Regions from separate parts of the Mus musculus genome. Here region 2 is linked to region 1. Evidence: chromatin loops called from intact Hi-C (ENCODE). Cell type or tissue: left cerebral cortex. All regions are shown on one strand. Links, peaks and the distances in the headings refer to the core of each region. The heading gives the core; the rest is flanking DNA.

The links. Peaks named below come from ENCODE experiments on the same cell type or tissue, not always from the same donor. Only the 100,000 strongest peaks of a DNase experiment are listed, where the experiment ranks them.
Region 2: a loop joins it to region 1, with 2.6 times the contacts of the local background. A loop is called at or near these places in 2 of 42 quality-filtered maps.

What each region holds. Positions count from the first base shown.
Region 1 is chr11:93,267,382-93,278,303 of GRCm38, reverse strand. All of the region lies in intron 3 of Car10 (carbonic anhydrase 10), which reads right to left. Among named protein-coding and RNA genes, the nearest start is that of Gm35002, 32 kb to the left of the region's middle. In left cerebral cortex, for the core only: no CTCF peak of the experiment used is centred there; DNase peaks (open chromatin) are centred at 4,207 and 4,681.
Region 2 is chr11:93,180,142-93,191,063 of GRCm38, reverse strand. Car10 (carbonic anhydrase 10) reads right to left here. Exons shown (of 10, transcript NM_001361708.1): 3 at 5,908-5,982. Among named protein-coding and RNA genes, the nearest start is that of Car10, 87 kb to the right of the region's middle. In left cerebral cortex, for the core only: no CTCF peak of the experiment used is centred there; DNase peaks (open chromatin) are centred at 4,673 and 5,421; H3K27ac peaks cover 711 bases.

The DNA.
Region 1 (10,922 bases), core at 1,113-9,112:
GGATGACTTGCAGTTTCAGAGGTTCAGTTTATTATCATCATGGAGGGAAGCATGGCAGCATGCAGTCGGGCATAGGGCTGGAGGAGCCAAGATTTCTACATCTTGATCCAAAGCCAGCCAGAAGGAGACTGTCTTCTGCAGGCAACTAGAGAGAGGGTCTCTTCCACACTGGGCAGAATTTGAGCATAGGATATGAAAGCCCACTCCCACAGTGACATGCTTCCTCCAACAAGGCCATACCTCCTAATAATGCCACTTCCCATGGGCTGAGCATTCAAACATGTGAGTCTATGGGGGAATACACCTATACAAACCACCACAGCTTGCATTTATATACCTTGGAACTTCACTGCTGACAACGCAGTGAGCATCACTTTTCTCCTTGGGCTCTGTCCACACACTCTGCCTACAGGGAAATATAAAAGCACCCCAGAACACTGATACACAGGTAAAGGACCAGCTCCTACCACAGGCTTTCTGCTTCTGTGGGCATCACCTGAACAGTGGGTAGGCATCCTTACTAGCTGGAGCAGCTCTTGGTCCCACCCACATACTCCAAACCAGACTCATCACAGCCACATGGAGGCGCCAGAGTCAGACACTCCCCAGAGGCCTGACTCCCCATTATCTGGAGTCTTGTTCAAGCTGATGCTTTTCTAGTTTCTTTTGCTTTTGGGGGGCATGTTAGCTGTTTCTGCTCATTGCTACTCTCATGATATACCAGTGTAATTTTCTTTGTTTTGGAAGAGCAGTTTTATTTTTATCCTTTGACTTTCTGAGTCTGATTAAACAATTATTTTATATTAAATTATCTCAGTTGAAATAATTGCAAGGTTTCCACTTTCCTGACTAGTCCCCAACTGATAAAATTTATTACTTACAATAGAGACGCAGAGGTTTTGACTACATTGTTGATGTTATGTTTATTTTGGAAAACACTGAAAATGTATGGTTAATCTGAATTTGTGTGTGTGTGTGTGTGTGTGTGTGTGTGAGAGAGAGAGAGAGAGAGAGAGAGAGAGAGAGAGAGAGAAATCACAGTTCTGGAGGATGTCCAGGATACATTAAGAGCTAAAAATAGGAGCTTTAAAATATATATAAGTAGTAGATATTTATTTTATAACTAGAGAAAAAGAAACTAGATTGTTAGTATACAGGAAAAACCTTTTTCTGTGATTCTACCAAGAAATTTTATTACTCACGAAAGTAGTTCATACATCTTAATATATGTTATCAAAGTAGGATAATTCTTATGCTCAGTATTTATCTGGGGCTATAATAACTGCTGTAGTTTATTTTAATAAATTTATTGCTTAATTAATTCATATTAAATATGCAATTTAATAGTATTTCTTAGTTGTTTTCCAATTAAGACCCACTTTTGATTTTTTTTCTCATCCTCAAACCCTTATATAATATGTGTGATTCAAATGCATGCATAGCATCATATTTAAAAATGTTATCCTTTTAGCTAAATATACCTAAACCCCAACTCACATTGAAGTCCACAGCTGTGAAGAATTAACAAAACCTTTAATTATTGCCTCACCCACACTTCTATTTTCAAGCCCATTCATGAATTAATTTTAACTCTGTCTCTGCCTTCAATCAAGCTGTAAATACCTGCCAGAAAAAGACAGTGTTTGAATATCTGCCCATATACTTGCAGTTTCTACATATTGGGTTCCTTTGTTAGAAATTCCTTGTAGACCTTTGAGGGTGAGCTTCTGAGACCCAGGCCACGAGGTTGGCATCAGAATGTGCTCAAGAGTCTACATGCAGAGGATGTTCATGTAGTGCAGAAGCTAAACCAGAATTCCTCATTAAGGCAGCTGATCTCAAGTTCATTATAAAGTAAGAGATGAAGATAATTAGGGAAGCAAGCATTGAGCAGGGTCGACAGTGATATAAACTAGGCTGATGTTCAATGGCTTTGGGCTAATCTTGGTGTATAATCTTGGGCATTGAACTAAGAGAGCTTCGTTGCCCCTCTGCAATCTGTCACGTATTTCTTAAAGGCAGTGGCTATAAAAATTTGCACAGTGTGATGTAATCAATGAGGAAGAAATGATAGTATTGAGTCCCTTTGTACATACATTTATTCAAAATTTACTTAAGCACGTTTTTTACCTTTTCAAAGATACTCAATAACAAACAATACCCTGTGTTGTTTAATTTGACCACATAGACCTCCTTACTGGTCCTTCTCTTAGTCAAGTATGCTTTACCTAACGGTCAGAATACTTCTCTATTAGCTAACAACTTAGTTCACATCTTCACATACTCCAGAGCTTTGCTTGAATAACACTTTCTCAGATGACCTTCCTGGACGCCCTATGTTTTTCATCCTCCCTATTCTGCAGAACACACATATTTGGAGTCACCATTTAATCTGCACATACATACTCTTCCTCCCTATTGTCTAGGAGGCTGACAATCAAATACATCTACTGGGATCCCAAATTGTCTAATTGTATTTGGTTGCACAGGAGGTACTAGATGGTAACAGGTCACATCAAGGTAGTAGATAATGAAAGGAGAGAGACCTTGGGAGCTTATTCTACCAGGAACTATCCACCAAACATACTTAGGTAGGGATAGGGGTTTGTTTTTTTCACTTCCCAGGCCAGACCTCTTGTTGAGAATCTTTCTATACTCAGTCCAGTAGGGTTTTCTTTGGCAGGGGTGGGTTGTGGTGGTGGTATCTGTTTCTTCCCTGGAGAAGTATATCCCTACTTTGGGGAGGTCAGAGCCCTCTCCCATCCCTGTTTCTTCCTCTTAAGCTATGCCTACCTTTTTGCAAATAACTCTTCATAAGCTGTCCTCAGATACTTTGAGCCAGCCATCTGTTCCTTTTAACTATAAAATCCCTGATGGTAGACATTTATCATCTGCTGTTGCTCACAATTATATCCTTGGGTCTCAGCATATAATATAGCACCCATAGGCACTCAAGTAGATTCCAGATACCTAGATGAATAATAATTTCCATCTGGGCCCCTATGCAGAGTTTTGAATATTTCACTTTCAAGTTACTTTCTGGACTGGTTGGTTTGTTTGTCAACCTAACACAGGTTGGAGTAACCTGGAAAGAAAGAGGATCAGTTGAGGAATTGCCTCCATCAGATTGGCTTTGGGCAAGCCTTTATAACATTTTCTTGATTTATGGTTGATGAGAGAGGGCCCCATACCACTGTGGGCAGTGCCATCCCTGGGCAGGGAGTTTCAGGGGGGATAAAAAAAGAAACAGAGCAAGCCATTAAGCATCATTCCTCCATGGCTCCCATACTTCAGTTCTTTGAGTTCCTTCCCTGACTTCCCTCAGCGATGGACTATAAGCAATAAGATAAAATGGATGCTTTTTCTGGTCTCCGTGTTTATCACACCAAAAGAAAGCAAACTAGAATACTAGCTTAGGGGACAAGCTATACCATTTTTTTTCCATCTGATTTTACTAAGTTCCAGACAAACTTAGACAAATTTCATCTAATGTAGAATTCTGATTATTTTCAAATCACAAGAAATAGGTTAGCATCAGATGATCTTATTTTGTAATAACAGCTTCCTCAGCAGTGGAAGCAGTCACAGAAAAGACCTCATTAGTTCACCTTTGGGTGTAAACTTTGAATTTAGAGATGTTTCTTTCATCTAATTTCTGCCTAAATGTTCCCACATCCCCTTCTTCCCCCAATAAGGAAGATTAAAAACTGCCCAAGAAAGCAAAGGTTTGGCTCATCCCCTTTTTCTCTATGCAGAACAGAAGAAAACCAAACCCAAGTTTCTCAACTCAGTCACTTAATTTGCACACAATGTTTCATCATCTAATTAACTTCTAACTTCTAAGGTTTAACTGCCAAAATCAGACTGAATAATTGTCTTTTCTTTAGTAACAATGTCCCTTATAGTAGATTGTCTAATAAAAAACAAATTTACCTTTTAAAATCAGGAACACATATGAGTTAAATTTTATTTATTTATGTTTGTCTTTGTTTTCTACTAAACATGTCCCACACTTAACTTTCTGATAGCCCGTATCATTTTTCTCCTGCCTGGGGTTTCTTTCTCTACAGAGTCACTACTATCCTAAATAGAACATGATCTTCAAGGCAAGCTGCTTGGAAGCTGCTGAGGCTGCCTCAGGAGGGGTGAGAGCTGAGTGGTGAGAAACCAATGACTCAAATCGAGGAGGGAGTCTGCAAACAGTGACTTCCACGTGCTAGTGGCTCTGTTCTCAAATGCTGTGCTCAGCACTGGCTATATATAGCGGCGTGAGTAAGATTTTTTTTTTCATGAAGTGTTAAGTTTCTCAAGCTGTAAGTCAAAACATTGTGCTAGTCAAACAGTCTTTGGGAAGGAGAACGAATTCATTGCCAACACCATTAAGATGGAGTTCCTCTTTCTGTAGCAATCAGAATGGACTACTTGTATAAAGAAAGAAGCAAATAAAATATTGTTCTTTTTTGTTTGTTTGTTTGTTTGTTTTTGTGGTTTGTTTTTCATGTGAGCTGCATTTTTCTTTTCCCTCTGACAGTAGTGGTACACATCCTAGGGTTGCATTTGTTTTTTTAGGACTGCCTTAACAACTGCTACAGGAAGGGAGGCTAAAACAAATGGAATTTACTTTCCACTGTCCTGGAGGCTGGCCGAAGTCGAGCTAGCAACTGGGTTGGTTTTCTCTAAGGATGCTGAAGGAGCATCTGTTCTATGTTCTTTCTTAGCTTCTAGTCATTTGCTTGCAGTTGCTGATTTTCCTCGTATTTTTTCCACGCACCATCCCCAAGCCAGTCTGTTCTCACTTTTACATGGTATTAAATTCTTCGTTTATAAAGAAAACATGTGCTGGATTAGAAATCCACCCAACTCTTCTATCACGCCATTTGAGCATACCTAGTTATAGCTACTATTTCTAAATAAGACCATTTTCGTTAGTCTTAGAGAATAAAGACGCCACATGTAAAATTTGGGAGAGGAACACACTTCAATATATAACTCATGGTAAAAGTTGACAAACACAGTCTCAAGAAGATGCTAGGAGTACATCTACTACAGATCTCCATTATCTTCTAGAGTCAAATAAAATGACTCATCCAGGCCAAGTTGCAGAGTAGGACTGAGAGCAGACCTATCACATGGGCGTGCATGGCTGTGCTCTTGTTGATGCTCTGTAAGCACATCCTGCTACTTTTAGCTCCCTCCTATCCCCAAATTGAATTTGCAGGAAACTAGTAGCTAAGACTCATATGGGAACCTCAACTCCAAGTTGATGAACCATGTCTTTATCAACTAGTTGTACAAAATCCTCTAAAAGAAACACCACCACCTGAATATTAGAGACTGCAATCCTTGGAAATTTAAGTGTCAGCCATGGTACCTGGCACCTGGTCTACACTCTAAGACCATTTGAATTATGAAGCTCAACTGATGTTAGTAGTCATAAATATTACATGGGCTCAGAGCTTCCATCCTATAAAGTGTTAACAGATCTACCCTCATCTGCTCCCTTTAAAGGCTTTGGACAGGAAAAGAGACTTGGACCCTAGGACGAGTGACTGTTAACTAAGTATTCCAGCTCTGCTGATAAAACTTGTGAACTATCTCAAGTTTGGGTTCAAATTCCAGTGCCCTTTCCTGCATTCTTACAGCAAGTAAAATCAACTAAAACAAGCTTAAGTTCAGAGATTTTTTTTTCTGTGTCTCTCTTGGGAGACTCTCTCAAGCCAACCATCTTTCCCTAAGCTTCTCCAAGTACTTGAGGCATCCGCTACTGTGCACTCAACAGATGGTCATAAAATATGAACAAATGAAGACAGTTCATCTTCAGACCCCAGGGAGTCACACAGCCACAAAAGCAGAGGATTTGAATGGGCTTAGAGGATTTCTAAATAATGCCCCTTGCTTTACAGATAAGAAATCTAAGGCTTTAGGTCCCAGAGAGAGTTAAAAACCCAGATAGCCTGACTTCAATCCAGCATTCAGATGGCTTGCAGGATCTGGCACTGATTCAATCAGAGAATGACCAGCTGGAAAAATGTCCTGACCAGACGTGTTCATCCCCCTTTCTCTGAGGGCTAGGAAGGTCATTAAAAATGCAGGAGAGAGACTGCAGAAGAGCATAATACTGTGCACAGCATTATTCAAAATCATTACATTGGAAGCCCTGGTGCCTGTGGCAAGCAGAGTCGCTTCTGTGAACGGGGATGAAAAGAGGTCGTGGGTTGCCGAATGAGGTGTCTTTCTATAGAGACCCCATTACAGCACCAGAGGAGAGAGCATCCGTACCTTCCAGGGAGTCTGTGTAAAAGATAATGTATGCTTCGTTTCTGGCCGTCAAGAATCACAAAAGAGATAGGGAGTTGGAGGCCCTATTACTGATGACCTCTCTATAGAATCCAGTGCATCTCATTTTTAAAAATAGCCTGGCTCCTGGGTGGAGTTTTTGATGGGCTTCATAAGGGAACTGAAAGCTGTAGGGAAAGTCTTGGTCTTGAAAAGAATAAAGAGGAAAAAAAAAAGACGGTAAGGGAAGCAAGAAAAATGTTGAAAAAGAAGCTTGTCTTACTACTCCTAAATCTTCCTGTCCTCTGAGTCATTTTTGATCTTTTGCACCTCCTCGCATGCAGACGTGTTCCTTCGCGGCCATTTATCACAAACTTTCTCCACAGCGCTGAACAGGTTGGATGCTCATCACTCCTGGAGGCCCTTGCTATTTCCGTGACGGCGGTGCATTCTCACTGGCTTGGCTTTGAGGTACTTTTAGGGAAATCAGCTTCCTACCCTGCTCCTTTCCTGTCTATATAACTTCTTGGCTTTTCTGTACTTCCTGCTCCTCTAACATGCCATTGGCTGCACACTTTCTCAGTCATGCCCCCCGTCTTAGCCAGGGTATGATATGTTTCTCTATGGATCAACCAGCTGTGCATAGTCTGATCATTTGTTCAGCATTGTGCCTGTGTTCTCATAGACCAAGTTCATTCATCATCTCTTATGTGTAATGTTTGACTGAGTGAATATATCTTTAGTTGCCAGACATTTCAGACTTTCTCTCTCTCTCTCTCTCTCTCTCTCTCTCTCTCTCTCCCTCTCCTCTCTCTCTCTCTCTCTCTCTCTCTCTCTCTCTCTCTCTCTCTCTCTCTCTCTCTCTCTTTGCATGGCCAAAGAGAACCATGCAACAATGCACAGGGTGACACTATACTTATCAACAAAATCAGGAAGCAGAAGTGGTGCCACCCCAGCACCAGATAGGCCCTCAGGGAAACAATTATGGAGACATCAAAGTAATATCTTCAGTTGTGATGGGAGATGTACAGCTCCTTCTTGTTCAGCAAAAACCTTTAAAACAGTTTTTAGACCTGTAAGGAAGTAGAGGGTGTTTTTCTTTTTAAGATCCACACCAAAAGCAGAGGGAAACAAGCCAGCCTGTTTTGGGAGAAATACACATGTCACGTGGGTCCCCTAAACCTCTGCTGAACTCTTTCAGATCTTAAGAATGGAGGCAGGAGATGCTGCTCATGCTGTTACATAAAGGGGTAAAATTAAGTCCAAAGGGAAGTTTATCTCTCCAAATCCCCATTCTTCTGTATCCAGCCATGGTCCAGGTTGCTCTAATCTGTCCTTGAAGTAATAAACTCTTAAATAAACAAACCCAGGCGGCACAAGACATGGTTATTTTTCCCCCGAGCAGTTTTTAACTGTGTGTATAAAGATTTCTGCAGAATAGAAGAAAATAGCCCAGCTTGACTCTTTTGTAAGCTAATTAAAGTAGAACCTAGGCTTTTATTTCTTAATGATTTTATACAAATTGAAAAGCATGTGTGAGTGTTATTATAAGGGTTCAGACCAGATACGAGATGCCTTGTACCAACTTAGTTCCCTCAGCCTTTACTGGCACACTTTCAATTAAAATCATTTTCTTGCTGTATATTAGGGAAGTATATATTCTCACAGGCATGATGGTGCAACATGGAGGGAAGTGTGGCTCCTCTTTAGATGCTGCTTGCTGTTTCTTCAATAGCCATGGTGATGGTGGTGGGGGCATGAGGGGAGAAGGAGAAGGAGACGGAGAGCAAGAAGGAGAGGGAGATAGAGACAGATAGAGATGGAGATGGAGACAGAAACAGAGAGCTAGCTCTCATTCCTAGAAAGAATATTGGACTGAGTGTGGAAACATGAAATAGTAAGTGCATTTGCACAGAAGAGGCATATGAGCGGAGGCATCAAGTGGTACCAAGTTCATTGTTTTCAAGAGAATCCAACAATTGTGCATCTTTGGAGTCCAGTTGCTATAGTTTCATTGATTCTACCATTGCCCACATCACAGCATGCCAAATTAATAAGTCAGTTCAAGACAAAGCAAAAATGGATTTCCCCACATACATGTGTGCTACACTGACATATATTCAGCTCCCCAAGCATGCTACACATTCCCAAGCTTTCTTCAGGCTGCTGCTTTGAATGGCACTCCCTCCATTCTTCTCTTGTCTCCAAACTAACAAATCCTTAAAGTTCACCTAAAACATGAACTGTCCAAAAAAAAAAAATCTGTCACTGTCCTCCAAGGGTGGATCAGCCCAGTTTCCCAGAGAAGGATTTTTCTGCCTGGATAAAATACAACACTCAGTGAGGTCTGACAAAGAACCTCATAAATTGTACATGTGTGCCCTCTCCTCTTAGAAGACAGGGACTCCGGTAATTCATCTTTGTATTCCCCTCAGTACCTGCAAAGCACACCTACACAGTAAGTGTTCAGTGTGGATTCATGAGTTTGGTAAGTGATGTGCTTAGGAACAGTTGTGAAGGACATATAGCAGGACACATAGCATTAGGAATTACAGCCATCAGCATATTCTGGTAGGACAATTGCCTCAAGTGAATATAAGTTTGATTCTATTTAAAATAGTGTGCTTCATTCTCCCTCCTCCTTCTACTTTGCCCTCTCCCTTCTCTCTTTATCTCCCTCTATGTTTCTTTCTATTCTCTCCTCCAAAACCCTAGTCCTTCCTTTCCCTCCTTTTCCTTGTCCTCATTCCCTTGCCTCTCCTTCCTCTCTATCCCCTCCTTCCTCTCTATCCCCTCCCTCCTCCCTTTCTTCTCCCTCCTCCCTTTCTTCTCCCTCCTCCCTTTCTTCTCCCTCCTCCATTTCCTCTCCCTCCTCCCTGTCTTCTCCCTCCTCCCTTTCTTCTCCCTCCTCCCTTTCTTCTCCCTCCTCCCTTTTCTCTCTCTCCTCCATTTTCTCTCCCTCCTCCATTTCCTCTCCCTCCTCCCTGTCTTCTCCCTCCTCCCTTTTTTCTCCCTCCTCCCTTTCTTCTCCCTCCTCCCTTTTCTCTCTCTCCTCCATTTTCTCTCCCTCCTCCATTTCCTCTCCCTCCTCCCTTTCTTCTCCCTCCTGCCTTTCCTCGCCATTTCCATGTTGTTCATCCTTCTTCTCCGTGTTCCTTCTCCTCCCACTGCCATTGATTTGCTTGGCTCTACTAAGGGGTCTTAGGTTCAGTTCATTGGGAAAGATACCAAACCTTGCCCATTTGAGTGGGTGTGTGAAAATATTCCTCATTAATCTCTTTCACAAGTTGAGTTGAAAGCAGGCAGTTCTCTGTCAGACTCTTAACTGATCTAGATAGAACCAGGTGATATGTTTGCTTTTATTACGGTGAGTAAACTGCGCAAAAGCATGCCCAGGAGAGAAAGCTGAAAAGGAAAGAGAAGGATGCCAGATGTAGAATTTAAATCGGAATTATGATTTTCTTAACTTTATGGCTCACTGTATTGCTTGAATTATAAATGGCATTCTTTAGGTAAAGGTTTCTTTGACCCACTTTCCTATGTCATTTATATAAAAAGACAAACATAGTTGATTGAGACACCCTGCCGAGGAGTTATTTTAAATTTCAAACCTATTTGAACACTGTATCATGGTGTGATACAGAGGCCAAGCAGCATACAAACAGATAACCACATGGAAGTGAATAAGAGAAGGAAGGAATGCGAGTGTCAATCAAAAGAAACATACCAGTTCACTTAGCTTGGCTCCAGTTTGGGTTATAAAAGAGTAAGTGTAACCGCCTTTCACTTCCTAGAGATCACCAATGAAATGTGAAGAGTCAATTAAGGACTCAGGAGAGCAAATAATAATAGATGCATTTGGAAAGGAAATAAAAATAGGCAATGCAAGCAGTATGTGTCAATCTGAAGATGGGAGGAAGAAGACCATTGACCCTTAACATCATGACTGAATTAATCAAAGCAAGCTTTTGTTATTCAGTACACTGACTGCTGCCCCCTAAGGTGGGGTTTGAGAGGTCAACATTGGATATGTGGAAGACAAGGTTTTAATAGCTCAGGGGTAGGGGTTTCCACATGGGAGATTTGGCTGGCAAAACAGGTGGGTTTACAGGAACAGAACATAAGCGTAACAATTTACTCATAGTGACCTCTTGAAACAAAGACATGGTTGCAATGTAGTCATAGCAACCTTTTTTGAAATAAAGGTAAAGTTGCAAGATAGTTATTAACTTTTCGAAACAAAGATATGATTGCCATTCCTGGAACAGGCAGTACAGAAATATTGGAGTTAAGGTTACAGGTGGAGCCTAACCCAGTCCTTGAGAAACAGAAGTTTAATCAGACAGGAATGAACCTAGCAGGTCTTTACTATAAAATGGCTTTTATAGTAAATTTTTATAAAATGCCTAAGATGGAGGCAGGCTGGGTCTTTAGTGGTACTAGGTTTATTGATATTTTCTCTTTTCTTCCTAGTTTCTTAACTTAGATTCCAGAAACCTCAAAATCCCATATATTCTCACCAGGTACAGGCAGGGGAAATCCTTAAGAGAAACATATTTTGTTTCCTCCATAGAGGACCAGGAAGATTTTATGAGACGAAGACTGGAGGGAAATCTTGACCTACCTCCAGCAGCTCCATCCTCCAA
Region 2 (10,922 bases), core at 1,446-9,445, 88 kb after region 1:
GAGGAGGACCCCCACCCATAAAAGCTGGGCTATTCTTTTTTTTTTGACATTATTTAAAATGTATTTATTTTACTTATATGAGTACACTGTAGCTGTCTTCAGGCACATCAGAATGAAATGTACTCACTGATAAGTGGATATTAGCCCAGAAATTTAGTATAGCGAGATATAAGCTGGGCTATTCTTGTACTCTTCACTATTCCTATCTTAGCCCACATAACACCTTTTTACTTGAAGTCTGAAATACATGGTTCTTCAAGCGCCTTTAGGCTCCAGAGTATCAATAGATACATCACTTCATAATCAGACCCTGCTTCTCTGTAATCTTAATGCCTAAATCTCTTCTTGCTCCAGGGATGCATACACATTTTCAGGCTTTCAAGTCATTGGCCATCTTGCTTCTTTTTCTGAAATATCATTTCTCTTCCACCCCTATAGAGTGCTACTGAACCTCATGGCAATACCTCCCCTAGGATGTCCTCTTTGCCTTCTTAGACTTGGGAAAATTCCAAACACTTTTGAGAGGAGTCTTGGAAGTATTGTAAGATACCATTCATTTATCTGTCTGTCTCTCACTCCTTCCAATGATTGATGTAGAGCTACGCGCTTTAGGACCATGTACCAGGGCCAAATATAACTTTGAAGAAAGCAGATCTAGGGAAACCATTCTGGATCATTGTGCTGAGGGCCCCGGGCTAGTGATATGGAGCGAGCCTTATAGGTGTCAGACTCGAAGATGGGTTTTCACCTTCTCCAGAGCTTTATAAGGTTGGAAAAAATACATGATCCATGCGTTGTCATTCATGGATTCAGATGGGGAACCAAGCCCAGATTCTTTGTTTTAGGATACTAGGAGACTTCTGTGTAAACTTTAACCCATAAAGCAGATACGTGGAAGCCCAGTGACTAGATTACTTTCAGCAAGTGACTCACCTACTATATTAAGGCCTCAGAAGTTATGTCATCTCTTTATCGAGTACTAGTTCATAGTATAGTGTCTCTTCCTCCAAAGGGAAGATTCTCATCTTTGTAACAGAAGTAGAACGTGAATAGACAGTGTTTGGCACATATTCCAGAAGTGTGTTAAAGACATGTGTGTATTTACACTAAATTAAAAATGTGTTATATACATGTGATATATTTATAACACACAGTTTATTATTTAATAAATATAATTCAAATGGTACTAAACAAACTCTCTGTTAATTCCCCAACAGCACAGTTAACCTAATAGTGTTTGTTTTGTGTGTGTGTGTTAATATATATTTCATAGATATTTTGGTTTTGTTATTGAGGTTTCATACATTTATGCAATTGGATTTTAGTTATTTTTGTTCCCCCATCCCTCCTCTCATCTCCTACCCCTCTCTTTGATGCACTTCTTTCAACAAGTCCCTCTCCCATTTTTATGTCTTCCTTTTGTGTGTGACTGAAGGCAAGTGGCTTGTTACTGAGTGGAATCTATGTAACTTGCCTGTGGCTACACCACTGAAGAAAATGGCATTTCCCTTCCCCTAGCAACCTTTCATTACCAATAGTTTGAGCCCATCAGCATTTTGTCATGGGTGGCGTAGGGGCCCCATAGGGTTTTTTTGTTTGTTTGTTTGTTTGTTTGTTTGTTTTGGAGATTTGTTATCTGAACAATGAAAACAAACTTGTTTTTCTCTCTGATCTTCAATTGAATGCAGTTAATTTCTACTATAGCTAGTTTCCCAAAACACTCCTTTGTGGCAGGATATTTTGTCACAGTGTGAATCCCAGGAAAAATTTATTGGAAAAACCTGTTTCTAGTTATGGTCTGGATCAGCCCTTAGCACACATCTTTAATCCCTCTGGCTAGAATATAGACAAGCCCTCGGGACACACCTTTAATCCAAACCAACAAAGGTAAATTTAGTTTGTAGAAGGAAGCACCCATGTTTGAAAGTAGTAGACAAAGTAAGCAATCAGAACAAGATTTGGCAGATTAGGATGTGCCCAACTCTCAACGAGAAGAGAGAGGAAAGGGAAGGTTCTTAAGAGATCAGTGCAGGCAAGAAAGAGAGGAAGGAGAAAGAGGCAGGTTTTACTGGGAGAGTTTTACAGAGATATGTTGAAGTAAGAGCAAGCTAGACACAAGCAAAGGCAGAACGAGCCAGGGAGTGAGAAGGAGCCAGAAGATTAGAACAAATTGCAGAGTTAGTTTGATGTCAAGCAGAGCAATTCAGGAGAGGCAGAGAAAGCGAAGCCAGAGTGAATCAGACAGCTTGGAGGAGAGTTTGAGCCAGAACAGCTGAGTCGAATCCTCCAGCCAGAGATCGGAAAGAACTAGAAGTGAGCTTATGCAGCAGCAAGTCTCAGAGGCTGAAAACATTCTAGGCCTACATCAGATTGTTCAGAGTCAAGAAGCTTCCAGGACTAGGCCTAAGTTAGCAGCCAGAAGCAGCGAGCCTCCAAGATAACAATTACATCAAGAGAATCAAAGTTACTTTTACACCCAATCGATTGATCTGCCAAAGATTAGACATATATCATCATTCTTCCCCTTCCAGAAAGTAGTGTCTAAAGCCCCGTGTGGCAAACAAAACTACCTTGCTGTGGCCTGTGAAACCCAAGCATTCTGGTCTCTTCGCTAGTTCTACTTAGGTTCTGATTTTTAGGAAGGCAGAATCCACCACTCTTGAATGAAGACTTCACTCTTCTTTGAACTTACCTTAGATTCTCATCCTTCTGTCCATTGAGTACTGCAGATCATTGACAAGACCACCCAACGTCCTTCTCTCCTTTATCTTTGGACACTTGAATCTATAAAACTACATTGAATGGGAAGTAACAGAGAACCCAACACAAAGTACCTCTAGGAGTCGGAAGTTGGTAATCTCACTGAGTAGTGAGGCAGTTCCATGGCTAAGTAACCCTAAAGTGATCCATAAAAGGCAAGGGTTTGGGGCCAAATGAGATTATCCAGCATATAAAAACATTTATAAACACAACAGTCTAAGTTCAATCCCAAGACACTATGGTGGAAAGGGAAATCAATTTCTAAAATTTGTTCATTGTCCTCCACATATGTATCATATAACATGCATGTGCCCACATATTCTCTCATTCTCTCTCTCTCTCTCTCTCTCTCTCTCTCACACACACACACACACACACACACACAGAGAGAGAAAGAGAGAGAGAGAGGGGGGGGAAGAGAGATTGCACACAGTATAATAATAAGATGGTTTAAATAATAAATGGGACCTTCTTAGATTTCTATTCTACTGTCTTTAGTGTGACTAGTGGCTTTAGTGCTCAAGCGTGTGTGTGTGTGTGTGTGTGTGTGTGTGTGTGTGTGTGTTTTGTGTGTGTGTTGGTCACTTATTCAGAGAAAGAGAAGTAATGGAATAGGGGAAGGGAGGATATGGGAGTGAAAGAGAGGTAGGGGAGGGAAGGAATCAGAAGATATATGATTTTTAGAGATTGATTTTGAAAATTGTTCTCACCTAGAAATAACTTCAACAGCAACACCAGGGCACCTCTGACCAAATGTATGGTAGCATACTCTAGCCATTACATAAATTAGCCATCACAATGCTGTTGGCAAAAACAGAAGGAAACCCCTGTGGATTATAATTAGCTGTTGGAGGATGAAGAGTCAAACAAGCTGGGCTTTGCCTGCTAAGGTGGGGTCTAGTAGACAGCATCAATTGAGCTGGTTAACAAGAAATTGTGAAATGCACTATGGAGGCAGAATTGTGGTTATCAGACCTATGGCTGCACTGGTTCTCCAGTGCCTTGTGTCTATGGCCTAGCTTGCCCTTTAAATGGTGAATTAAGTTTGAGTAAGAGTTATGTACCAGTTTCTCTTCATTAGTCCCAAGCAAGGTGCTCTGCTTCTTCAAAGTGTTTCATAGATGCCACCCAAAGATGGCCAAAGTAGGGCATTCTGGCACTGAATTATTTTCTTGCCACTGCTGTGGCCTTTATGTGTTTCTTTCCATCACAAGTGCTATAGCCACAACATGTATGCAAACCAGGCTGGAAATGAAGAAAAGTAGAACTCTTCAGTCAGCAGCAAATGAAGAATAAGAATTCTTTCCATGGTTGCCTTAGCAGCATCATGTAAGTCTGACTAGAATTTTGAACATAGATAGAGATAGAGATGGAGGTGGAGGTGGAGGTGGAGGTGGAGGTGGAGGTGGAGGTGGAGGTGGAGGTGGAGGTGGAGAGAGAGAGAGCAAGGATTCAAGTACTATAAGGCAAAGAGGCAAAATGACAAAGACACCACACATTGCTATCTAAGGACAAGTCAACTTCCACAGAGGTAGAAGTGATTTAAAAATGAGGGACTTTCCTCAGTTGTTCTAATCCCATACTCATAAGTTCATGGTATATAATGATCATTATAGCTTCTGAGCTACTGTGAGTATAGCCAACAGTTTCTCTTGCCAAAATATAAATATTTCATATCATTGAGAGGGATGTCCCCCCCCAATTATAATATCAAATGATAGTATCTATACTTATTTAAGCAGACATAGCATATGTAACTTACATTATTGCCATTAGAAACCTGGTCACTTCTGGGTGAGTTAAACTCAATTTCTGTACACAGTGATCTGGAGAACAATGTGCCATGTGCCGTAGTGTAGTTGTGATGTTAGGAATGTTGATTTCCAAGGCTCTCCAGCAGCCAGCTGGCGTTTTTCTGAGTCACCCACTATCCTTTACCATAAGAGACCTTCTCCAATGAAAACCCTCCAGCAGTACTCACTGTTGCCTCATGACAGAAATGAAAACAGATAGGCTTAAGGGAATTTTACAAGTTCCTTCTCTTTGCACAGTTTATATGAAAAACTCTAAGGAAGAAATAGAAATGTAGAAAGGCAAAGCAGTGGAGCATAAACTGGATGACCTGGAACTCTGCACATTTGGCCTGCCACCAAATTCAGAACCCTCAGCTGGTTCTTTTGATCTTTTGTTCTGAGCACCAGGCTGAGTGAGGACCATACACTGACACTCTTGTGGGCTTCCTTTCTGTCTCTCTCAGATCTAGTACATTAAGAATACTGTGGGATATGCCATCCTTCCATGCCTCTTTCCCGTTAATCTCTTGTTCTTTCCTTTGCTTCTGTCCCTTCTGATGTCTTGCAGGATGACCTATGGTTTTTATGGTTAATACAGGTTATTAATTCTGTCTATTATGTCAAGAATAGGACAATTACAAGTAAGAGAAGTGGGAGAGACAGCTCCCTCTGCTCTCCTTCTCAACTCAAGTCACGTTGCTTCTGGCCCTAGCCTGCCTTTGCTTCTCAGTCCAACGCCTGCATGCTGACAGTGTCCAGTCATTTCTTTTTATTTTTAGATGGTTCTTGGCTGGATCTGCTAAGTCTTGAGCAGGCATGCTACCACAATGACATCAGTAACAGCATGCATTCCAGCAAGCTTCACTGTCGTGGTCAGACTGTTCAGACAGACTTCCCGTGTCATTAATGTGGAGAACAGTCCTCACTTTATCAAGTGTGGGCAAACAGCTTCTGCTCTCAGTCTTGTATCCTCCTCCTTTCTGGAGGAGGCTTCTATTGATGGAAGAATCCTAGCATTGCCAGTTTACATAGAAGAATAATGTGTTCCTTTTAAGTTGCTGCTCACATAACAAGACTTCTCTTAATGTAATAGATTTCCAAGCTTAAGTTAGACCAAGTTGACTTTCACCATATATTTCAGACCATGTAGCAAATGTGACATTGTAGAAATAACATTAGTGTTCATCCAAATTCTGGGCTTTTATTTGTTTGTTTGTTATTACTTTATTAGTACACAGGGATGAGGTAATGTGGGCTAAATGGATGCGTGGGGCTTTGAGTATTTCTGTCTCCTTAAAATGTTTAAGGAATAAGATTTTTTTTTGAAAAATAGATAAAGTAAATGTGTATTTACCTGGAACAAAGCTTCCCTGGACCACCTCCTTGTATGCCCACCAGCCTTCATGGATTTTTGGTGAATTCTGTTGAGCTAAAGGAGAAACAAAGAAGGAGGGAGGTTAAGATGTAGCACAGGAGTCATGTTGCACGGTTAAGGGAAAATAGTAAATATCCAAGACATCGCCCTTTCCTACTTCAAGGCGCAAATCCTTCAGAATCTCCTTTTATTTCTTTCTTCAACTATACCACTAGCATGTAAATTTCTTATTGTGGTCTTTTTTATAGTTATTTGGGTATTCTTTTAAAAGTTTTTATTTAAAAGGATTTTTCATACAATACATTTGATCATACTCTTTTCTACTCCTAACTCCTCTACATCAGGAACTTCTGTTTCTAAGATCCTCTATACCTCTCTCCCCATCCAACTTCATGTTCTCTATCTCAAACATAAAATGAAATATAACAAAAAAAATCGACAAGAAAAATAATAATAATAATAACAACAACACCCAAAACTCTGTATGGGTGCTTCCCAAAGCTGCACACTCATTAAAGGAGGATGGCCTGCCTCAAACACAGGAAGGTCCACCTTATTAGGTCAAGGATATAGGAATAGCTGTGATTTTCTGCTAGAGCCTTCTAACAAGCTCTCAAGGGATTTGCATAATTTTATAGCAGGAAAGACATAGTGATCATGTATTGGCTTATTTAACTTCTGTCTTCTTGACTTCTACACATGCACACACACACACACACACATACATACACACACGTGTAAAGATACATCTATGCATACACACATATAACTTGTTGTATACATGTGCATATAGATCTCAGAGAGTATGTAAAACTGTGCCTTTGCTTTTATTAAATAGTATTTATTGAATATTAATTTTTATTAAGTTGTATTCATATTTTAGATCTTAGTTTACTGAAGATAACTCAAGAGATGCAACCAGACTGGTAATTTGTTTGAATAAGTCAACCAGTAAGCCTTTAGTTATTGTCTTAGTTTCATTCAACTTCCCCTTTTAAAAATCTCAACTCTGAGATGGATCATTTTGTGTTACAAATGATGGGCTCATGGCATTGGACTTGAAAACAAGGCTTGGTGTAGACAAGGGTCTTGCTAAATCCCTCTGGGTTTCTGATGCACTTGTAATGTTTTTTCACCTGCCTGTGAGACTGGAACCCTGCTGCTGGCAGCACTGTGGTGTCAAATAAAAGGGAATATGAACTAACCAGTACCCCACAGAACTCTATCTCTAGTTGCATATGTAGCAGAGGATGGCCTAGTCAGCCATCAATGGGAGGAGAGGCCCTTGGTCTAGCAAAGATCATATGCCCCAGTACAGGGGAATGCCAGGGCAGGAGTGGGTAGGTTGGGGAGCAGGGCAGGGGGAGGGTATAGGGGACTTTCAGGATAATATTTGAAATGTCAAAGAAGAAAATATCTAATTAAAAATGGAAAAAAAAAAGGAATTCCAATCTGAGACCAACAGTGGGGTTGGGGACTTTAGAAACACACAGAAGAGTGACAAAGGACCCATTTGTAGATCTGGAATGTCACCAGCTCCAAGTTGTTCAGTGTGAATCTAGGGAGTGGAGGTAGCAACATGTACCAGATTCCTTGGCATCTGAATTCCTGTGTGGTACAGCGTCTAGATGTTTCTATTGTACTTGATGTTCCTGAAGGCATGACCAGCTCTAGAAAACAGATCCAGAAACCATTAAATGGATTGACAAAGAACATACTTCTGTGCTAGAGAAAAATGGGTTAAAAATCCAGGAAGCCCTTTGATGTCTTCACCGTCCCCTGCTCTGAGCCCTACATGATAGACAGCGCATCCTTCTCTTCCTCAATATGTTGAAGGGCATGACTGACCACAGGCATAAGAGGAGATTCCAAAGGCTTAGTAACTCAGGACACAAATATAGAATATAGATGACGCATGATACACTCAAGCCTGATGGCTTTTTTGGGGGAGCATTTTGTAACACTTAGCTGGGTGCAGATTAAGTATAAGTCATGGGTAATGCAACCTATCAAAACAGATCAAAGCGGAATCTTGATCTTTTATTAAATGAAATTCGATTTGGACCCTGCTGGTCCTGTAGCCAGCCTGGAAAGGACGGGCACTTCCACAGGCTTGAAAGCAGTGAACCTGAACTTCATCTACCTGCTTTGCATTAGAGAGAATCATAAGTTATCTTTATCCCAGACAAAAATTCTCAGTCTTATCAAAATCCACACACCTTTATCTTATCAGAACAATAAAGAATAAAACAAACAAACAAACACACAAACAAACAAACAAGCCATAGCCTTCTTTCTTTACTCCAAGGGCCAGTTTTTAGGGATTGTCTTCTATGTCTTTCATAATTTAAATAAGAATTATGGAGAAGACTCAACAATTTGTGTCTTAATATATTTTTTCCAAATTAACTTATAAACTTGTTTTTAATTTATGTTTATCTGTATCACTATATGACCCTATGTGTTTGACTATGGGGGCCAGAGGAGGATACCAGAGTCCACAGAGCTGGAGTTACAGGAGGCTGTGATATACTGATGTATGTGCTGGCAGCTGAACTCTGGATAAAGTAAATGAGTTCCACCAAGTCCACCAAGTCCTCTCTCCAGCTTCTCGCTACAATATAGTTTTCTGTTTTGTTTTTGTTTTTGTTTTTTTTTAAGAATTGTCTTAGATGGCCCTGGTATTCCCCTGTACTGGGGCATATAAAGTTTGCAAGTCCAATGGGCCTCTCTTTCCAGTGATGGCCGACTAGGCCATCTTTTGATATATATGCAGCTAGAGTCAAGAGCTCCGGGGTACTGGTTAGCTCATAATGTTGTTCCACCTATAGGGTTGCAGATCCCTTTAGCTCCTTGGCTACTTTCTCTAGCTCCTCCATTGGGAGCCCTATGATCCATCCATTAGCTGACTGTGAGCATCCACTTCTGTGTTTGCTGGGCCCCGGCATAGTCTCACAAGAGACAGCTACATCTGCGTCCTTTCAATAAAATCTTGCTAGTGTATGCAATGGTGTCAGCGTTTGGATGCTGATTATGGGGTGGATCCCTGGCTATGGCAGTCTCTACATGGTCCATCCTTTCATCTCAGCTCCAAACTCCGTCTCTGTAACTCCTTCCATGGGTGTTTTGTTCCCAAATCTAAGGAGGGGCATAGTGTCCACACTTCAGTCTTCATTCTCCTTGAGTTTCATGTGTTTAGCAAATTATATCTTATATCTTGGGTATCCTAGGTTTGGGGCTAATATCCACTTATCAGTGAATACATATTGTGGGGGTGGGTGGATATGGGGGACTTTTGGTATAGCATTGGAAATGTAAATGAGTTAAATACCTAATAAAAAATGGAAAAAAAAATAAAATAAAATTAATAAATAACTTGAAGTCAGTAAAAAAAAAAAAAAAAAAAGAATTGTCTTAGATGATATATGTTTTGATCCTGCCTTTGTCCCTTTCCCAAATTTTCCCATATCCCTCACCCTCCCTACCAACTTTATGTTCTTTCTCTTTCAAAAAGAAGTGAAAACAAAAGCAAAACAATTAAGAAAAAGAAAAACAAAACAGAACAAAACAAAGCTACAGAGGCACATGACTGGGTAATGTACACAGTGAGAGACTTGGGAGTTCTCAATCCTAAATGATATGTCCTCATCAAATCCCTCCCCAGAAAGGTCAAGGATCTATGAGGAAGAGGAGCTGGGAAAATTGTAAGATTTTCTAGAAGTAAGCTAGAAATTATAGATTACTCCAAGGAAATAGTGTCTTCTGGATACAACAAGTAAGATCACAAACAGACAAACAAAAATCAACAATAACAAAAACAGTCCATATTAAAAAAAAAAAAAACCCATGGAGTTAATTTTGTGTTGGCCAATTACTTAGCATGGGATCAACCACAGTGTGTGGTTGATATACCCAGTGGCAATCCATTGGCGAAAACTGATTTTCCCTTTGCCAATAGATATCAATAGCAAATAGCATCTTAATTAGGGGTGGAGCTTTGTGTCCACTTCCCTGTTTCAAGGCCTGGAACCCCATCTGGCTTAAACTTGATACAACCATTTCTGATAAGTCATAATTGCATCAATCCTGCTATATCCAGAAGACATGGCTTCCTTGGAGTTACCTGTAAATTCTGACAATCTTTGTACCTCCTCTTCCTCATAGATCACTGAACCTTGAAGGAAGGGGTTTCACAAAGACATCTCATTTAGGACTGTGTGCTCCAAAGTCTCCTACTCTCTGCACATCATCCAGTTGTGTTTGCTTCTTTTAATTCCTATGTATTGTGAGAAGAAACGTCTCTGATTCTGAGAAGGGTTGACTGAGGTACTCATGTGGGCCCCAACCTATGTAGCCCTGCCAACTTTTTATTATAGTATTTGCACATATTTCAAAAGTTCAATAAAAGCTTTAGCTGTAGCATAATCAAGCAATTAAAGAGATGCAGCTTATTACAGTACCATTTCAGTGTGTAAAAGCTTGGATACAATACTCTACAGAGCAGTGATTAGGAAACTAGCTATTATTAGGAAGGCTTGTCTCACTGCCTATTTGTGTAGGCCTCAAGAGCCAAGAATGGTCTCTCATTTTTAAGTGGTTGAAAAATAATAAACAATAGCAATTACATGTGATGTGAAAAATGTATAAAATTTAAACTTCAATGTTCACAAATCATTTTGGCTGCTTACTGTGTGCATTTGATTACATATTACCCACCAGCTCCTTTCTTGGCAAAACAGACATCTGAGAAAGCTGTAAGAGAAACCATTTGACTCATGAACCCTAAAACAGTTCCTCTACTATTCCTTACTCAAAAAAGAAACTTGTGAGAGTCAAAGTACACACATAAAATTTTAAAAACAAAGAAAACTACTATGATGAAAGCAACATCTTAATTACAATTGCAACTCCATAGGAAAGTGACAAAATACATGATTTATAACAAAACATTGTATGTTTTGACATGGATACAGTTGGGCATGACACACTTGAAT